Linked DNA regions of Mus musculus: region 2 is linked to region 1. The links are chromatin loops, found by intact Hi-C in ENCODE. Cell type or tissue: left cerebral cortex. All regions are shown on one strand. Links, peaks and the distances in the headings refer to the core of each region. The heading gives the core; the rest is flanking DNA.

Region 1 (9,229 bases), core at 797-8,796:
AAAACTAATTTGGGTTCCCTGGAAATGTTGGAATTTAAGATGTTTAAAGGAGGTTTGCTAGGTGTAACTTAGTAAGACAGTCTTTGTAGGCCATCCCATGCTCTCTTACACTGCCTATCACTTGCCTCCCCTGTCTGAAGTCATAATTGGCATTCTTTTTGTTGACAAAGGGTTCAGAATCTCATTGACAACTGCCTGGCTCACTGTTGATTTGCTGAGGGTTTTTAATGCTTCAAAACATGACTGAGAATAACAGTAGACAACATACTGTAAATTTTGTTCTGGGAAAATGAGTCAGTATTGGCTTAATGGAGCTAGCTGAGTCTATCCACCAGATTGGTAAACACAGAAACTAAAACAGTTGTTCTTTGGTATGGCACTGATGATAAATCTAACTGTAATAGAGACATTCCTTATGGCGGATGGTTATCTCAGAAATATGAGCTTATGTTAGCAAGCTCCACCCAGGCGTAAAAGGTAGATATGCTATTTGCTTAAGAATGATGATGTTTGGGCATAGAATCCAAGGCACTAAACAAGGATGCACATCAAATCCTGAGCTGTGTAAAAGAACTAGCTGACCAGGATCTATCTACCAGTTGAAAATACAGGAAAGGAATAGGCACCCTAAGTTGTTTTTCAGAGTATGTCTGGGTCACATCTTCTTTGTTATTCAGGAGAATATGTTCACATCCAGTGGCTGTTTCTCATGGCAAGAAGAAAAGTTTCTAGATTTTGGCTTTCAGGAAAACATTATGGAGGGTTATCAGTTCCTAGACAGAGTGCAGTGAGTATATCTTAGTGGAGCGGGCCTAAGCACACATCCCAAATGTCTCAGCGAAATGATCTTCCCCTTACATCTGAAGTATAGTTTCCAGACCAAGGTAAATATGTAACACAACTGCCGACAGAGACAATTTTCCAGAGAAAGTCTTCATTTTCCTTAGGAGTTAGACATGGTGTAGAAACTATATATATTGGCAGGGAAGAGCCAGGGAGGACCCCCAGCTCTTAGATTCACACATCCAGGAACCTAGCTGAGCTGTTTCTTTTACTGTTCCTTTGCTGTTCATTAGCTCCTGGGAGAGAAAGCAAAGTGCCTTCAACAGTGGCAAGGTTGGGCAAGAAGCTGTGTGTTGAAATTGCCTTTCTAGGACTTTGTCTGTGAAGATGAAGAGTTAAGCCTAATTACTGCTGAGAACCATGCATTCCAACAGTAACTCTCTTCTGCTCCTTTCTGGAAAATGTACAGGTCCTAGAATTCAGTTGGCTCATCTTATATATTTATGTGTCTGGGTGATAATATCTGAATAGGTGGTAAGCACTATTCTGGGTATTTCTGTAAGGCTCCTTTATGAATGAGTCAGTTGACTTTCAGTAGACTGCCAACACACCTGCCAACAAAGATGACTTCTGCAATGCCCTTTAGAAGGTGGGTAGGCTTAATTTAATCAGAAGACAGACCAGATTGAACCAGATCATGATCTCTGTTGTGTCTCCTACTTGATATCCTAACACTCTACAGTTCTTTTACTTTATGGTCTCTATAATTTTTTAGTTATTTTAAAAAATGTTTTCATTTTTATACTGGTTCTGTTTCTCTGGGGTATTCCCTTTTATAGAGCTCTAAGGACAGTGTGCCATCCTGAGCTACTGGGATCTGCTCTGTTACAGGGCTCTCTCCTGCTGGGCAGGGTAAGTCACTCTGACTTAACATGCTGGCAAGTCATCATGACTTGTGTATCTAGATTTTTATTTCTATTTAACACATGGCAAAAAAGGTGAGTTACATGGTATAATGTAAACTATAACACAATAAGACATGGGAGATCCTACCTGGGTTGCTACACATTGCCTCTCCACTAGACACAAAGAGTGTGGTTCCTCCATGTTGAATCTTGGAACAATTGGTTCAGATGGTGTTTGATTTATGGTGAATATATGTCCTAGTGAACATACTATCAGGTGAAAATGTAATACTAACATAAAACTGGAAAAGCAGTTCCATTCTGTAAGTCAATGTAGGTTGTTTTTCCCTGTGACCCCCAGCTGGATGATTAGCTGCCATTTCTGTCCTACCCAAAGTGGTGATAGGGTCTGGTCATATATTACTATTGCAGGAAAATATCCAAGTTCAAACTCTGAATTAGAGTTTCTCCTGAAGGGATACTGCTTCTGCACTATCAAAAGCAAGGACCACCGAGTAGACCTCTGAAAGAGGTCTTATACGCTTTTTTCACACAACCATATCAGCATGGCAAAGTGAAGGCAGCTGGTAGAAGTTGGTGGAGAGATAAGGACAAATTGTCAGCCACAGCCCAAGATGGGCCAGATGGTGCTGAGGGTGAGGAGCAGAAAGATATTCCTCATTTCTGGTCTTCTTTCCCAGAAACTTTTCCTGACTCCCTACAAAGTGAGAATCACTCTTCCCCAGGACCTGCTATCTGGGACTCAGCACCTCCCACAGCCAACTGCATAGCCAAGCATTCCATCTAAGCACCCAAAACTTAAAATGCTCCAAAATCTGAAACTTCAGAGCTGAGCAGATAGAGCAGATTTTTTAAAAATTTATTATTATTCTTATTGTTGTTCTTGTGTCACTTAGTATAGGTGAAATGAAGCTGAGGTGAAGCTTGAATGAACCCTTTACCTGTGCCCTCTGATTTTAGGAGTCACTTACTGTGGAGGTCACTGGACCCCACAATGCATTATTAGTCCCACACTGTCTATGCTACAGATGGTGCCTCTGTGTAGGTTATGATGATGGTGGATGAGGCTACTCTTCAGAGACAGCTGTTTTATTTAAACCACAGACTCTTCACTTGGGCCTGCACACATGATTTTGACTTCAGTATGCTAAAACTCTACCCTTAGATCATGCTGATCCTGGATTTAAGGACAAGGTCTTAAGAGAAGACCTCCACTCATTTTGTGAAGAAATTCTCCTTCCTCAAAGATATTTCATTGCTCAGTGTTCTTTAAGATGGTCAAAACCATCTTAGTCCGGTGTACCATAACAAACACTGAAGATTTTATACAACACCTCTCTTAAGGTTATTGGAAGGCTATATGAACCATATATAAAAACAAAAACCAGTTTTGTTTTTAACTTTGGTGTTACTTTAAGATATTGCATTGTGCAAAAAGATCCAGAATAGAAACAGCTTTAGATACAAATATTTTGGAGAAAGGAATGGTACCTTGGACAACAGAGTGAAGAGTGTTAACACTTGGCATCTTAGATCACACCTTTTCAATCATACTTATTTCAAGTTCATGTAGTTAATCACAGTGCCTAGCACCAAGCATGCTCTTGGGAAATAAGTGTTGCATGAAAGACCAAAAACCTGGCATTGAACAGCTGGCACGAGGTAGCAAATGCTAGGAGTACAATTTAGTTGGGGAAAAAGATGAGGTTATACTTATTCCTGAGTATTTTATTATTTTTATTTATTATCATTTGGTTATAATATTTTCCAAAAGATTCAGAAATGTCAAATTAGCTCAATGTACAGTTTAGATTACCAGCAACTTCTAATCAAGAAATTCTTAAATAAGGAGGATTTTCTACTGTGAATTTATTTTTTAAGTTTTCACACACACACACACACACACACACACACACACACACACACACACACACACACTACACACACACACACACTACACACACACATACATACACACAGACACACACACTGCTTACTATATAGCCTTTCAAAAACAAAGGTTCTATTATAACATTTTCTTAGATATATATCATTATAATATACTCAGAATCTCACTCTAGTCCTCCCTATGTCACCTCTCTTCTTTATTTATTTTTCTCCATTCTTCCTGTTCTTCTTTATCCCTTAAGATAGCTCTTCTTCCATTTTCAGGTTTTAAAACACACATATTGATGCATACATACAGATATAACGTCTTTAATATATTCATGAACATACATATATATAATTGTATATATATGCATATATATATTAACATAGATTTTGTACAGAATATAAAGTTCATATTGTTTTATACTAAAACCACAAAATATTCTGGAGGCCATGGAGATGAAGGAGAGAAAAATAAAGATTGTTTTTATGAAAGGTGGAGTTAGGCTAAAAGAACAGAAATAGAATCTGAGGGTGGTAGAGTCCTTGCTCCAAGCTGTGCCCAGGAAGCCCAATGTCTAATTCCTGGACAGAAGGATCCTGGTTTCAGAGCAGGTTTTCTTTCATTGGTGGCTGTCTTTGAGACTGTTTCTTCTGAGGCCACCAGCAATAAAAGCTGTCATACATTGTATCACATTCTTACTGCTCTGTGAACACAAGACTAATCTCTCTACAGTCAGGTCTGTAATAGTTTGACCTTACACAGAACAGCCCTTTTGGATGGATAACAGGTTTAAAAGAGCAACATGAAACAACCCTAGAATGCTTTGGCAACTGGAAGGCCAACTTCAGGGGAATGAGGGAAACAAGGCTTTCTTTCTTTTTTTAATTTGTGTTCTAGACGCACACGCACACGCACACGCACACACACACAGAGGGAGATGATGGATAGATAAATAGATAGATGGATAGATGATAGATTCATAGAGAGATCTTTCCTGCTTTAATTGCTCAGTTTTAAGCAACTCTCTCTCTCTCAGTGTAAGTTGCAAGAAGCTCTAGTCCACAACATCTTTCCAGGTGGTTTTTTAAAAAATAAATATGGGCTTTATATTTCTCCAAATTTTAAATACTGAGTCAACAATAGCACTTCTTTATCCTCCTTCTCTCTCTCCCAGCTTCTCCATCCTTTCTTTCTCTTCACTCTTCCTTTTTCTTCTTCTCTCCCTTTCCTTCTCTCTCATTTCTCGCTCCTCTCCTTTTCTCTTTCCTCCTATTTTTCTTGCCATGTTCTCTTTGCAGTTATCCCACAACTCTCAGAGTGATGTTGGCATTCACTGCACTGAGTGATGGATGAGTACATCAGTGGAGAATGGCTGAGCGAAAAAAAAAAAGAGGTTTTTCTGTTCCCACTCCCAGAATTATATAGCTACCTATGTGTTTGTTACTTTCTGCCATTTGGGAGGGCAGCTTATATCTTTCAAATCATCACTTCTTATTACGAGGTTGTTATTGCACCTTGGCACCTCCACAGGTAACTGAATCCTCACTTGCTGTGCACCTGCCACCAGAAGAGATTTAGAGATATGTAATTCTGTTCTTCAAGTGTCTTAACACAGTTAAGTATTGCGATAGTGAAGGTACCTGTGTGGACTTGGTATGGACAATGACACTTTAAATAACAGAGGTTATTTTCTGTTGCTCCTACATGAAAACCATTCATGCTGCCACTGTATCTGCGGCTTAGCGGCTTGGCTGTGTTTTTGTACTGAGCACTCTCTTAGCAGAAGTGGCCTCATGAATCATACTGCATATGACAGAATGGGAGGAAAGTGATAGACATGGCATTATCTGCTGGGAGGGATTATAGAAAAAAAACTTAATTAGAAATTGGGAGTGACAAATGGAGGATGTTTGGCTTTTGTTATTTTATCATCATTGTACCTAATATCTACCCATTTGAGAAAGCCCAGAGACAAAATGCTTCAGGTAGCATAAAGCCTTGTAGTCTATCATGTATGGGGCTCAGAGAGATTTGTAAGAAAATCATTTGTGTGTGCTTTTTCAGTTACTGCTACATGGACTTTATAATATTTATGATGTCATTCAGACCTAGAACAGACAAAGAGAATGCAAAAGGTCTACTCGGATGGGATGTGTCATTTGTGGGCATTGTTTAAAATACAAAGCTGAATCTGAATCTTCTCTAAAGAAAATATGATGCAAAAACGTAAAGTATAATTTTCTTTAATGTGCAAGAAGGAGGAGCAGCAATGACATGCACATGCCCAGGTCATCTAATGTGGCTCCCATGGGACCATCAAGAAAATCCCTGAAGCTCTTCCATGGGGTGAAATCAAAGAGAACTATGAAACCTGTGTGAGCGCACACTTTAAGGGTCTTCTTCACTGGGCAACGACTGGGAAAGAAATCAAGTGCTTTTGTATCCTGAGAACAGCTATAAAGAACAAGGTGCACAGCATATCTAGTGATTGAAAGCCCTTGCAGAAGTGAACTTAATGCAGCCCCTGAACTCCAAAAACAAAGGATCCTCCTAGTCTGCACTGACAATAAACCAGCACATCCACTGCTCTTGCTAGAATGGGTAAAAACAGCACTGTTTTAGGATGAAAGGGACTTGCCTGAACTGGTGGCTTTATTTTGAGATTTAGGTTCCCTGGGGAAAGTGTTGGCATAACTAGGGGACTTTCAATAATTACAATCTTGCTGTAGCAATTACTTTGGATCTCCAGGCTTTCAAAGCTGCCTCTTTGAGGGAAACCTTGGCTAATTAAGGCCGAAGTCCTCCATGACCAGCCAGCCTCTGAGCTTGGTACAATATGGGAAATTCCCTCCAATAGCAGTTTCTCCTTCTCTGATGTTGTCTGGGGAACTCTAAGCCTCCTCCCCCTACCTGAAGAATGTTGAATAGCCTTAGTTAGATTACAGGATCAATTAATTATCCTTTTCCTGATAAGAACCTGCCCAGCTTGCAGCTGAGATTCCTAAAATGCTTCTCCATGCTAATGAGGCATTTTGATGTTCTTACCCTCAGTCCCGTTAAACTTTAAAAGTTTTGAATCACGCAAAGTAAAGTTGATCTGTTCCCTGATAGCTGGTCTGGTGTCTTCTCCTGGGGCTTCCAACTATCCTTCACACCCATCCCCACACCCATCATCTCTGCTCCCACTGCCCTCTTAGACTGTATCAGCTGAGGATCTAGAAGAGTGGAGAGAACTGCTCCTCTTTCAAAGAGACCAGGCAAAATAATTCTGGAATAGCAGCAAAGCAGATGATGTGGGACTGAGCTATTGTGTTTTTGTTGTTTTCTGGGAGTGAAAGATACAACCACTTGCAATGTGAGACTGGGGGTGTAGAGTTTCAAGGTCCTGGCAGACATGTGTTGATGAGCACAGTCAGTCTTATTCAGAGAGGAGCACACACTGACCTCCATTAGTTTAGGTGATGCTTGCCAAACAAGGTTGGTGGGCTCCTTTATCAGCAGCTGAGAACTATACTTTCTGCAGATTTTTAAATGTTTATATTCATAACATTCATATGCAGGTTTCCATTTGCACATTGCAAAGGGGAGGAGGAAGATGGATCAGACTTGTGAGTGGTACAAGCTGAAGGAGTGATTCTTGTAACTATAGTGTGTCTGATAAGTATAGTGAAGCAGAAAAGATGTGGCGATTTCATCTTTACAAGAACCAGGTTTTAATGCCAGCTCAATTATTTCTAGGTAGGCATTTATTGCTGAGTTATTTTTATGTTCTCATTTCAATTTTCTTTTCTTTTTTGTGAATTGGAAAGAAAATTGTTACCCACTCTACATGATTTTTAACGATCAAAAACTGAGTAAACTACGTGCCGAGTAATATGTCTATAAGTAGGAGTAGCTGCTATGCTGGATTATTTTGCCTGATGACACTCAGATATTTGAAAAATCTGCCACTTTACTTTGCAGTCTTACTTATTGATTTTGTCATCTATAGATGTCATAAAAAGAACATAAGTTGAAAACAGAGCTGATTTAACCACTGAAATATTTACTGACCTCCCTGTGTTAGTTTGCCTTTCTTTTTTTGTCAATTATGCTATTACTTTTTTCCATTTATTTAGGAAAAGTCTGCATTGTTGAAGACAGGTTATTAAACCACTTCATAATTTCAGAGAAGACATCCATTTCTACAAGCTAACATTCAATTATTCCCTCTAGCCCAAATAGCTAAAGGGTAAACAGAGAAGTTCATACGTCTCTCAGCATCTCAAAGAAGCCCTCTATTGTGTTTCATTTTTGTTTAAGCAGTTTTTAAAAATATTGGTATAATGTGCATATTGTCACTCTTATCATATTTGTGGTTTGAGTGACACCTTGGTGTGTTGGGAGCATTTGCAGTGCTGTGTGACCATCACAACTGTCCATTCTCCAAGCCTCTTTATTACCCCTACACGAACTCAGTCCACTGAACAATATTTTACTGGACTCTTCTCTCCTCTTGACCTCTACAAACATTGTTAGGCTGACTCTCTCTCTATGAACTTAGCTTCACTAGGCATCTAACAGAAGTAAAATCATTTGTTATTTGTCCAATTATGAGTATTCTATTTTACATAGCATGTTTTAAAATCTACTCATACAGAATACTTACAAATGTTTCATTTTATCTTGAGGCATCTGGTAATTCATTCATTCATTCATTTACGGCATGATAGTTCTTTCTAACTTTTGGTTGCTGTGTTTAATGCTGTTATGGAGAATAGAGTCCTTATGTAGGTTGTGTTCTTGAGTTCAACTAATTTGGCTGTTTATACCCGGAAGTGGAACAGTGTGGTCATATGATAATTCCATGTTCCAATTTTTAGCAAGTCACTTGGAAGGCTGAATCATTTTAGACTCCTATCAATAACCAATACTTGTCATTTTTTGTTTTGGGTAATGGTCATACTATTTGGTATGAAGCACAGAACATTTTTTGCCTTTACATTCACACCCTTGTACATGTTTGTGTATGTACAAGTGTACACACACACACACACACACACACACACACACACACACACACACACACATGGAAGAAAGAAGGACAGGAACATTTAAGTTTGAATTGCCCGTTGCACTGTTGAAATCTAGAGTTCTTTATATATTCTGCATACTGTTCTTTATTAGGTATATTCTTAGCAATCATGCCTTCTTATTAATTCCTTTAATAATGTCCTTTTCTAAAAGAATTTTGGTGAAGCTATACTTATCTCGTTTTTGTTTTGATTTACTTTTTATTTGCTGTTGCCTATTCTGTTCTAATGACTAAGAAAACTAAACCCAGGAATTTATTAAACACTCCCAATGAACCTTTGAGAAAGGAAAGCTTTCTCTCTAGTGGTATTGATATGAGCCACCGGCTGTGCAGAGTGACCTTGCTGGTCTACCTAATGGGTGAGTGGGTCTTCTGTGTCCACATTCTTAGATAATACAGAGCTTCTCATGAGCTGTCACGTGGGGACTTCAGTTGCACAGTAAGGACCACTGTCATCACACTGGCTTTGTGCTCCTAGCAACCTTAGACAAAGGCCCCAGTGATTCACTAACAGATTTAATAGTTGCTTCATTTCACTCAAGCAAAATCAAT
Region 2 (9,229 bases), core at 819-8,818, 160 kb before region 1:
AATTTACCACCATGTCCAGTTTCACAAGGTGATATTAATTGGATTTTTAAATATATATATATATATATATATATATATATATATACATACATATATATATATATACAAACCATAGTTTATATAGTTCACTCCCTCAATAGCAAAAATGAGTTCATTCATTTAATTATATACTATAGATCCATCTTACATTTGAGTGAGCCACCATAAACAAATTCCATGTTATCTTATCAAAGTTTTCATCCACAGTCATATAGAACGATTCATAAAAATCATTACCACCGTGCTTTCCAGGAAGCTACTTCTCAGATATATTTCTAAATAATAAACTACTTGGATTATCTAAGAGGCTCACCTTACCACAATTTAATTTAAAGCCAAGTCCTTTTAGAAGCAAGAACCTCTACTTGAAAAATCTGTACAATTCAAACAGGCAAGATGAATTGTTGGAAACTTAATAAAGCGCTCTCCTATCGGGCTCAAGCTACAAGCAGCACTGAGAAGAACTCAACGTGCGAAGTGTAAAGTTATGAAAACAGTCTGATAATCAACATTGCAGGGCCTGCCACAATGAACTTGCTGATGCTTTACCCAAAATACCTCTAAATGTCTCAAAAGACTACTCTCCGAACATGCTCTCGTCACTACCTGACAACGCAAAGCAAATGCCCAATTCTCTCAAATTTCAACACAATCTCGGCCTGAGAATTTCACTCAGTGTGCCTTGCTTAATATCAGGTAGAGTTTCATTTTAATGCTGCTTGTCTGAATTCTCCAGATGCCATAGCCCATTTACAAAGTTTTAGCTCAAAAATGTCTTTCTGCTTACGGGGCCTCTGAGGGCTCCCGCCTTCTTCTTCCCCCAGTGCACCTGCCTCACCCCACAGCTCAAGCCTGATGGAGGAGGTGGTAATTCACAGTTGCAGCAATCTCTGGCTGGACACAATTTTGACAATGGTTATTTGTGTTCTGGAGAGTGGAGCTCACCCCAGGAGCATTAGCTTTGGGGCAGCTCTGTCAAGACATTTCACTTTTCTGAGGCCCAGCATTCTCACTGTTAAAACAGGGTAATGATACTTCCTCAGCTTGTGGCTTAAGAGCACTCATCCCATGCAAAGCAAAAGGCAAGGTGTGGTACATAATACCTGCAAATCAGTCGCTATTATTATTCTTTGGATTGCTACCTTCTCCTAGGGCTGCCAGGAAAATCGATTTTAAGTACACCAGAACATTAAATTATTGATCTTAAGAATCCAGCACTAGAAGTCAATTTGAAGTAGATTTGGTCTCTGTTGTTTTCCCTTTACAGCTCTGGAGACTGAACTCCTGGTTCAGGGAGACTTCCTCCAGGATAAGTCAAGTGGCTGCAAGGCCACTGGCTGTCAGCTTTCTTGATCACTTTGTTCTTCAAGAAAGATAGCTGCAAAATGGCAAACTCAGTCTTCACATGATTCCATCTCTCCGGGCCCAAATTGCACCTTGAATTTGGAATTCTGTACTCAAGAGGAACACAGGCTGCAGCTTGGGTGGCAGTAGGAGACAGAACAGGCTTACAGAAATCATGCAGAGACAACATGCTTGAGGGTGGGAGCATTTCCTATCGCAGACCCACTCTTCTCCACTGCCCCTGTATCAGGACACACAGGTGGCCGACACTGTGGAGACCTAGCTTCTACCACATGTCCAAGTTAGGATGAACAGCAGTGCTGGACCAGACCACCAGCCCCGGCAAAGCCTGAAGATGATGGCCTTATATCTATCTTAATGCATTCCACATGCAGACTGAGTATATATTTCACACTGCAGCTGTTCACTATCCATTAAATGGGGTGCAGAGAACTTGGAATCATAATATACTTTACATTTGAGACCTAATAAATCCATCTCTGCCCAGTGTTGTAGTCTCTGTGCTGAAGGTATGCTAACCTTTACAAGCACGGCTCAAAAGTGGTACAGTGGAGGGTTTTCAAGAGAGGGGGTGCTTTATTAAAGTGAAGCCATGCTAATTTACTAACAGTAGCTGGTCATTATCCATAACCCATTTAGTCTTTGGCACTCTCATCAATAGTTGGTGCTAAAAACACTGAAAACTGGCATTAATGTGCACTTGTTCCCGCCAGATTCCAAAATTAGTGTCTGACCTCATGAAATTGTTTCTCTTATATGTGATTGTCATCTTTGGTGAAGAATGAGTTTCCAGTTTTAAGGCTTAAAAAAATTTGAAACTTAACATGTAGTGACCAAAACTCATTTTTTGCTTAGACATTAGACCAAGTTGAATTAGACATTAATTTAAACAATTAAATGTTAAGCTCACACTCCAAAATATTCCAAAGAAGGAAAAGCACAATGTAGTGGGAGTAGCATATTACAGTATACTCTAAGAGAAATCTATATCCTATCATCACGCATGAGATATTTTTATTCAGATTATCAGAAACGAGGCAACAGACCTGCAGATTAATTAAAAATTTCCCATGGGATACATGCCTCCAAGCTTTTCTGAGGTTTATTTATCTAAGCAGAAGCTGTACCAGCCCAAGAATATGTATATCAACACTTATGAAAAATGAGTTGATACATTCTACACTAGAGGATAAGAGTTAAGTTGGAATATTATCAAGGTATCTGCACATAATGAGAACAAATCTCAGAAGAAGATGAAGAAAAAATAAAAAGCCCTAGAAACAGGACGTATGGACAAGATTTCTCTGCAACAAACATACAAGCTGATCAGTCTTGATCAGATCTGGCTTGGGTGCACTCAGAAACTCAAATCCATTCCTTCTTGGTTTTTGTCAGGACTAAGCACAAATGACTGCCCCTCCTTCATACTACATCATTTATACATTTCCAGATATTAACATAGCTCAACCTGATTCTTGCAGGTGTGTGTTGTCATCCTTACCTTTACTTTCTAAGTTGTGCATACCACCCGCACCATAAAGGTGGAGCTCGTAGCTCTATCAGAAGAGAAGTACCTCAAAATTCCCCAAAGGATTCAGTTCACAACTCAGGAAGCGTCATTTTCACCAAACAAAAAGGGATAGAGCATGCTCTAATTTCTATCAGTCATAGTGAGAAGCAGGTAAGGACCCCTTCTTTGCATGTCTGAGCATCCTCCTGACTTATAAAATTAAGAACGTTTTCGTCTATTGATGTTGTCTTTACTTCAGTTACTATATTCAACCACCGTTGCTGACAGTCATTTTAACGCATTAGAACAAAGTGGGGAAAAAAAAAGGTTGTCAGTTTCAGAAAAAATAGTGATGGAAAAAGCGGCTAAGGGGCCACACGTTGCTTTCCCTTCAAAAAGAAGAGTCACCCCAAATTTGCCACCCAAACACTCATGAAAAATAAAGGTTGAAGAGGTAATTCCTGTTAGGTCTTGTTTTGTTTTGTTTTGTTTTGCTTTGCTTTGTTTTAATATGCAGAAAGTGTGGTGTTTAAGGCGGCCAAGGCGTCTCCTGACCCAAAAAGGCAGTCCTCAGAAGGGCTACAGTATACTCCTACACACCAGACTGTTCAGTTGTCCAAGAGACAATGATTTCCACCAAACACGACCTATTTCTCTTCAAATTTTCAGCAGAACTGTTCCCCAAAGTTTACCAAAATCCAGGTACACAAACCTCCCCATCTCACAAAGCTTTAGGAATCCAACTCTACTTTATAAGTTATACACCAGGAAACACATAAGGAGAAGCTGGAAGGCAATCACAAAAGTCTCATTTAAATTCCTGGAAAGCACAGCTTCTCTAAACACACTATTCATCTCTCTTTGGAAGGCCTAATTTGCATCGAGCCATGAGTTTAACTCCACTGGCCCCACTGCACCAGTACCATCAAGTCCAAAAAAGATAGATGCCATCTTCTGAATTCAAAAGAATTTATCACATAACCACTCTAAACGGTGGGAAGTAAAACAACCCAAACGCCGAGTTTTTGCCAGTCAAGTGTATAAGAATTAACACTGACTTTAGGAGGCTCCCGAAAATCCCTCTGCACATGAACATTATAGCCACAAAAGGAAGAAGAAAGAAAGAAAGAAAGAAAGAAAGAAAGAAAGAAAGAAAGAAAAGGTAGGATGCTCTCTAAGCTGCAAGCCCGCTAATTTGCATGAAGATGGGTGTGGGAATTTGATTAAAAAAAAAATCTCCACCTTTCACAAGCAAATCACATCAAATCAAACCAATGCACAGTATTTCATCCCCACAGTTAACTATGTCCACCTGTCCAAGTGCAAGCCCTCCTTTCGCTCACCCTGTTGTTTCTCCACATACAGCGCTGGCTTCTGTTCGCAGAGCTTATCTAACTCTAGCTCAGTGCAACTGGCCAAGGAGATTCCAGCAGGATACGGCAGGTCTCAGACCTCACAGACCTGCGTGCTTGTACTCATTCAGTTTGTCCCTACACCTGTGCTGCTACTCCTGTACTTGGAGCCTCAGTAGGATTCCTGAGGGTCACATTTTATCCCCCACTCCCACCCCACCCCCGCAGCCTAGAGGGCAGGAGGGCTTGCCGGGTGGCGAGCGGGCGGGAGGGCGGGCGAGCGAGCGGATGAGCGAGCGCGCACACCACGAGCTCCTACTCTCTCTCGGATGCCCTGGGAAGCTCCGCGGCCACGCTAGGGGCTCAGGCGACCCTGTGTAGGAGCCGTCTCCTTTCCGACAAGGCATGACCGCGTTGCCGCCGGCTGCAGCTTGGCCTCTCAGCAGTGCGTGGCTGCGCTCAGCTCCGCGCTGCGCGCCTCATTGTTCCAATCCGCGTGGCAGTGGCACCTCTGCCGGTGGCCCCGAGGGCAGGCGATCCGAGGCAGCGGGCCTGGTGCTCCGCACACAACCCCGCCTTCCCCGTTCCGATCTACAGCCCGAGCTTACCTGCTGGCTAGGCGCTGGGGAGTTGATCGGCCTCCCGCGAGCGCTCCGGCCCGCAGCTTGCCCCGCGGCCAGCGCAGGCGGGGACGCTCTGGCGACGCAGAGCCTGCCTGTCGTACAGCGATTGCAGACTCCGCTGCGTGGGGCGGCGCGGCTGCCTAAAAAGGCGTGCTAATCCCAGCCGCCACCTTCACCAGCTGAGCGGCTCCAAGGGCTCCCCGAATGGCTTCTGCTCCAAGTACCTGGCACCCGGGCACAGGAATGTCCCGGTGGTGGCCTCTGGAATGCCACCGGCCGCCGGTGGTGGGCAGGGCGGTCTGGGAAGCTGGCCGGGAGGAAGTGAGTCTTTGTGTGCTGGCTTCGAACACACAGCCCTCTGTAGACAGAGCAAAAGCCGGGCTACCTGCGCGCCAGGCAGCTGGGTGGAGTGTGAGAAGCACAGCATCCTCTGGGCCGCTGGCTCCCTTTGTTCAGACTCAGGCCGACTCAAGCCGCCCGCATTCTCACTTTGGCTGCTGCTGAGAAGCGCCCGACAGTGCAGGGACACACTTGGGGACGTGCTGCTTTGAGAGCTTCCCACTTGCCAACTCCATCCATCCATCCAACCCTGGAAAAGGTGATCACATTCTCTCTAGGGCGTAGGGGTGACCAAGAGCGGTGCTGTGGGAGCCGCAGATAGAAAGTATGTGAGTGTGTTCAAGTGCTAATGCCCATTTGTCACTGCAACCCTCCTATTTTTCAAAGGCATCCACAGCGGTCCCTGGTTGTGGGTAAACATGCTTCTCTGAACTTTGCCCCCTTGGATGTGAGTGTTACCTACAAGTTTTCATGCGTAGTTAGAAAAGGACAAGACAAATTCTTCACTGAATGTATTGAATTTGAAGTTCATCTATCTAGTCGAGGTGTTTTGTTTTAGATATTTTAGCTAGTTGTCCAACTTATTCAGAACGCATGGAGTGCCTACTATGTGTTTGGGGCTAGGCATCATGATAGATGAGCAAAACTCAATCTAGAAGTTTACAGACATTTAACAACCGGGAAACTAAACCCACAGAGTAAAATTCATTGTGTGTGGTCAAGTGTACCTGGGCGATGCTTTCTCTGGTTTCCCCAGTTCTGTTAACTGTTTCTGACACTTGGAATTTCTAAGAACTGCCTGAAGGGATGGTCTGTCACTCATTAATTACTGCGTCTTATATATGAGAAATACATACGCTATGGCTAATTCTGTGCTCTGCCCTTTCCCACAATTCACCACGATGGACTCTGCTAGTCACTGAAGTGATGTAAACTGTGACTCTAGGCTTTGTCTTCTGTCTAATGGGTACGTTTGCAAGCACCAGCAAGGTATGCTGCACAAGGTGCTAAAAGTGGATTATACATTCTCTAGTCCTTAAATGTAACAACAAATCAATTCATGTAATAAAAAGCATAGTAGCATCCTTACAATGTTTCACTGCAAAGTAAAAATCCTCAATTTATAACATTTTGGGGGGGGGGTTGAAACAGGGTTTCTCTGTATAGCCCTGGCTGTCCTGGAATTCACTTTGTAGACCAGGCTGGCCTCGAACTCAGAAATCCTCCTGCTTTTGCCTCCTAAGTGCTAGGATTAAAGGTGTGCGCCACCACACCTGGCAATTTATAACATTTCTTACAGACTGTGAATGTTTTTTATCCCATATTGCTATTTTTCAAAAGTACTTCAAAGATGATGCCTTCATGCCTACCTTAAAAACAAAACAAAAACAAAAAACAAAACAAAACAAAACCAAAACACTAGGTGTTCCAAGACAACAATGGACTTTGTGCCTGTAGAAAATTTACCCAGCTTAAAACAAATATGCAAATTGCTGTCATAGAAATGTAAGTTAACTTAGTTTACTATTTATGATCTAAGTAGAGAATAAATGGGGCCGACCTGGAAATCTGTTGCTTCCCAGGTAAATCATGAAGGCAGTTTAAATGCAGAAAACTGTATGTCATGCTGGTTTCTGTCGGAGTGTAATGATAAATGAAATACTTTTCCATGCTTTAGTTGGTCTGCTCGGGGGAATCCTAAACAAGGGTAGACAGGGTTCTTTCCATTGGTCTACTAAAGAGCAATGCTGGCTCTAGAATATTCCTTTCAATTCCAAGTGAATGTTTTTTAAAAAGCCAGGAAGCATTTTAAAATCCATTTTTTCTGTATGTGCTCATATTAACTTGTATTCTGTGTTAAACTCAGGCTTTCTCCATCATCCTTGCCATAACCCATAGCCATACTGCTAATAGACTCTGAAAGCATCACTCAGTATCAGCTTGGTTTGAACACATTCTGTGTCTTATGTGTGTGGTGTCTTTGTCAACAGGGTCTTACCATCAAGGTCTGGAGTAGAACCAGCAGTTGAGGGAAAGAAAACTGTAATATTAAGGGTCTACTGGACCCCCCCCCCCAGTCTAAGAATTCATAAAAAGGAAGCCCCTCCTGGCACAAAACTTTTTACTTATTACTCATTACTCGGTGGTGTCTGGTAGGAGCAGTGTGGCCCCATTATAGAGTAACTCCTTTTAAACTCTTTTTAGATATGTGTATGTTTAAATTGCAAGAAGACTTTGCCAATGTGTTTTTTTTTAAACAAGGACCATGGTGTTAATTATCCTGTCCCATGCTTCTTCCTCTAAACTATCCTTCCATCCCCACCCCATTTAACCTTTCCTGTTTTTTTTAAATTCTGATTCGTATCAACATGTTCTTTCTTCTTGCTGTTGACTACTCACCCCAAAGTTTCAGAACCCTTTACTAATTTTCTGACTTCTGTGGACAATTCAAATGGAGCACACATATCTAAAGAGTTAAGGTGTATTATGTTCCTTTGCCCCAAAGACAATATTTAGAATTTCTTAAAAGTCTCTCCATAAATAGAAAGAGCTATATAATTGTCAATATCTGTGAATCTCAGTGTGATAATCCAATACTTGATGAGCAATGCTCAGACAATAACATCATTAGAATTTCCATTTCTCATACATCTATCACTGGGGACATTCTCATAGCTAGGTTTTCTGTCTCTTTCTTCTCTCTCATGTCATTTCCTCAGTGTGCCTGTTACATATCTTAGAATATTTTTAGAAATTCAAACCATTTTCTAAGTGACTCCCAGGTTGAGCTTGTTCACTGTCTTAGTCAGAGTTTCTCTTCCTGAGCAAACATCAGGACCAAGAAGCAAGTTGGGAAGGAAAGGGTTTATTCAGCTTACACTTCCATCCTGCTGTTCATCATCAAAGAAAGTCAGGACTGGAGCTCAAGCAGGTCAGGAAGCAGGAGCTGATGCAGAGGCCATGGAGGGATGTTCTTTATTGGCTTGCTTCCCCTGGCTTGCTCAACCTGCTCTCTTATAGAACCCAAGACCACCCAGAGATGGTCTCACCCACAAGGGGCTCTTCCCCCTTGATCACTAATTAAGAAAATGCCCTACAGCTGGATCTCATGGAGGCACTTCACCAACTGAAGCTCCTCTCTCTGTGATAACTCCAGCTTGTGTCAAGTTGACACACAAAACCAGCCAGTACATTCCCCATGGTTTAGATACAGATGTACTCACAGCTTTGTTCTCTTTTATTTTTGGGCCATAAACTCAGAGAATCATTTCCTCTCAGCACAGCACACGATGCTACTGTGCTTATTTTCCCCAACACTGGATAATGTTAACTTGCCTATTTGATAAATGAGATGATTATCTACTCTTGCCACTGTGAAGTGCTGTTCACCCCTTTCTAGTTAAATGATACTTTATTTGGGTTGAATTTGAGGTTGCTTCTCCTTAAATCCACTCTCTAATTTTAGTTTACTTTCTAGTCCAACTGTACATGGGTTCTTTTCTACGTTGTTTCTTCTTTCACATAGTCTAACTGGCAATTTCCCTAGGACAAAAAGAAAAAGGTTTCTTCTTCTTCTCTGTTCATAACATGCCTGGGAAAAACATTTCTTGTCTTTGTCAACCAGTTTCAGCATAGAAAGTAAGTAAGTTTTCCTGGTTAATGCAAGAAACTCAGACATGACAGCTAACTCTGAAGCAATTTCCCCATTTGTAAATTGATAATAACAACATCATACCTTAGGGGTGTTCGGAGGATTTAATAAGATGATACTGAAGTGCCTATTTCAGTGCATAATATTGTAACCTTCAACAAACTGAAGGATTGTTAGAATGTTGGGAGGAAGCCCAGTCTGCAAATACAAATATACAGTGAGAAGGTGAGAAGGATGCTTGCTGGGTTGTTCTATTACTAACCGACTCCAGCAGCTGCTTGTCAGATGTCTGTGCTGTAGCAGGCCCACAGTAACATCTGGAAATGAAGAAGAGTGGGCCAATCCATTA

What was found. A loop is a pair of places that touch in the nucleus more often than their neighbours do. Peaks named below come from ENCODE experiments on the same cell type or tissue, not always from the same donor. Only the 100,000 strongest peaks of a DNase experiment are listed, where the experiment ranks them.
Region 2: a loop joins it to region 1, with 3 times the contacts of the local background. A loop is called at or near these places in 4 of 42 quality-filtered maps.

What each region holds. Positions count from the first base shown.
Region 1 is chr17:55,286,006-55,295,234 of GRCm38, reverse strand. No RefSeq gene overlaps it. Among named protein-coding and RNA genes, the nearest start is that of St6gal2, 150 kb to the left of the region's middle. In left cerebral cortex, for the core only: no CTCF peak of the experiment used is centred there; DNase peaks (open chromatin) are centred at 1,266, 2,385, 2,734 and 5,349; H3K27ac peaks cover 3,411 bases.
Region 2 is chr17:55,441,455-55,450,683 of GRCm38, reverse strand. It overlaps St6gal2 (beta galactoside alpha 2,6 sialyltransferase 2), which reads right to left and starts at 5,302. Exons shown (of 6, transcript NM_001347403.1): 1 at 4,875-5,302. In left cerebral cortex, for the core only: no CTCF peak of the experiment used is centred there; DNase peaks (open chromatin) are centred at 3,555, 3,765, 4,325, 5,015 and 3 more places; H3K4me3 peaks cover 4,961 bases; H3K27ac peaks cover 4,432 bases.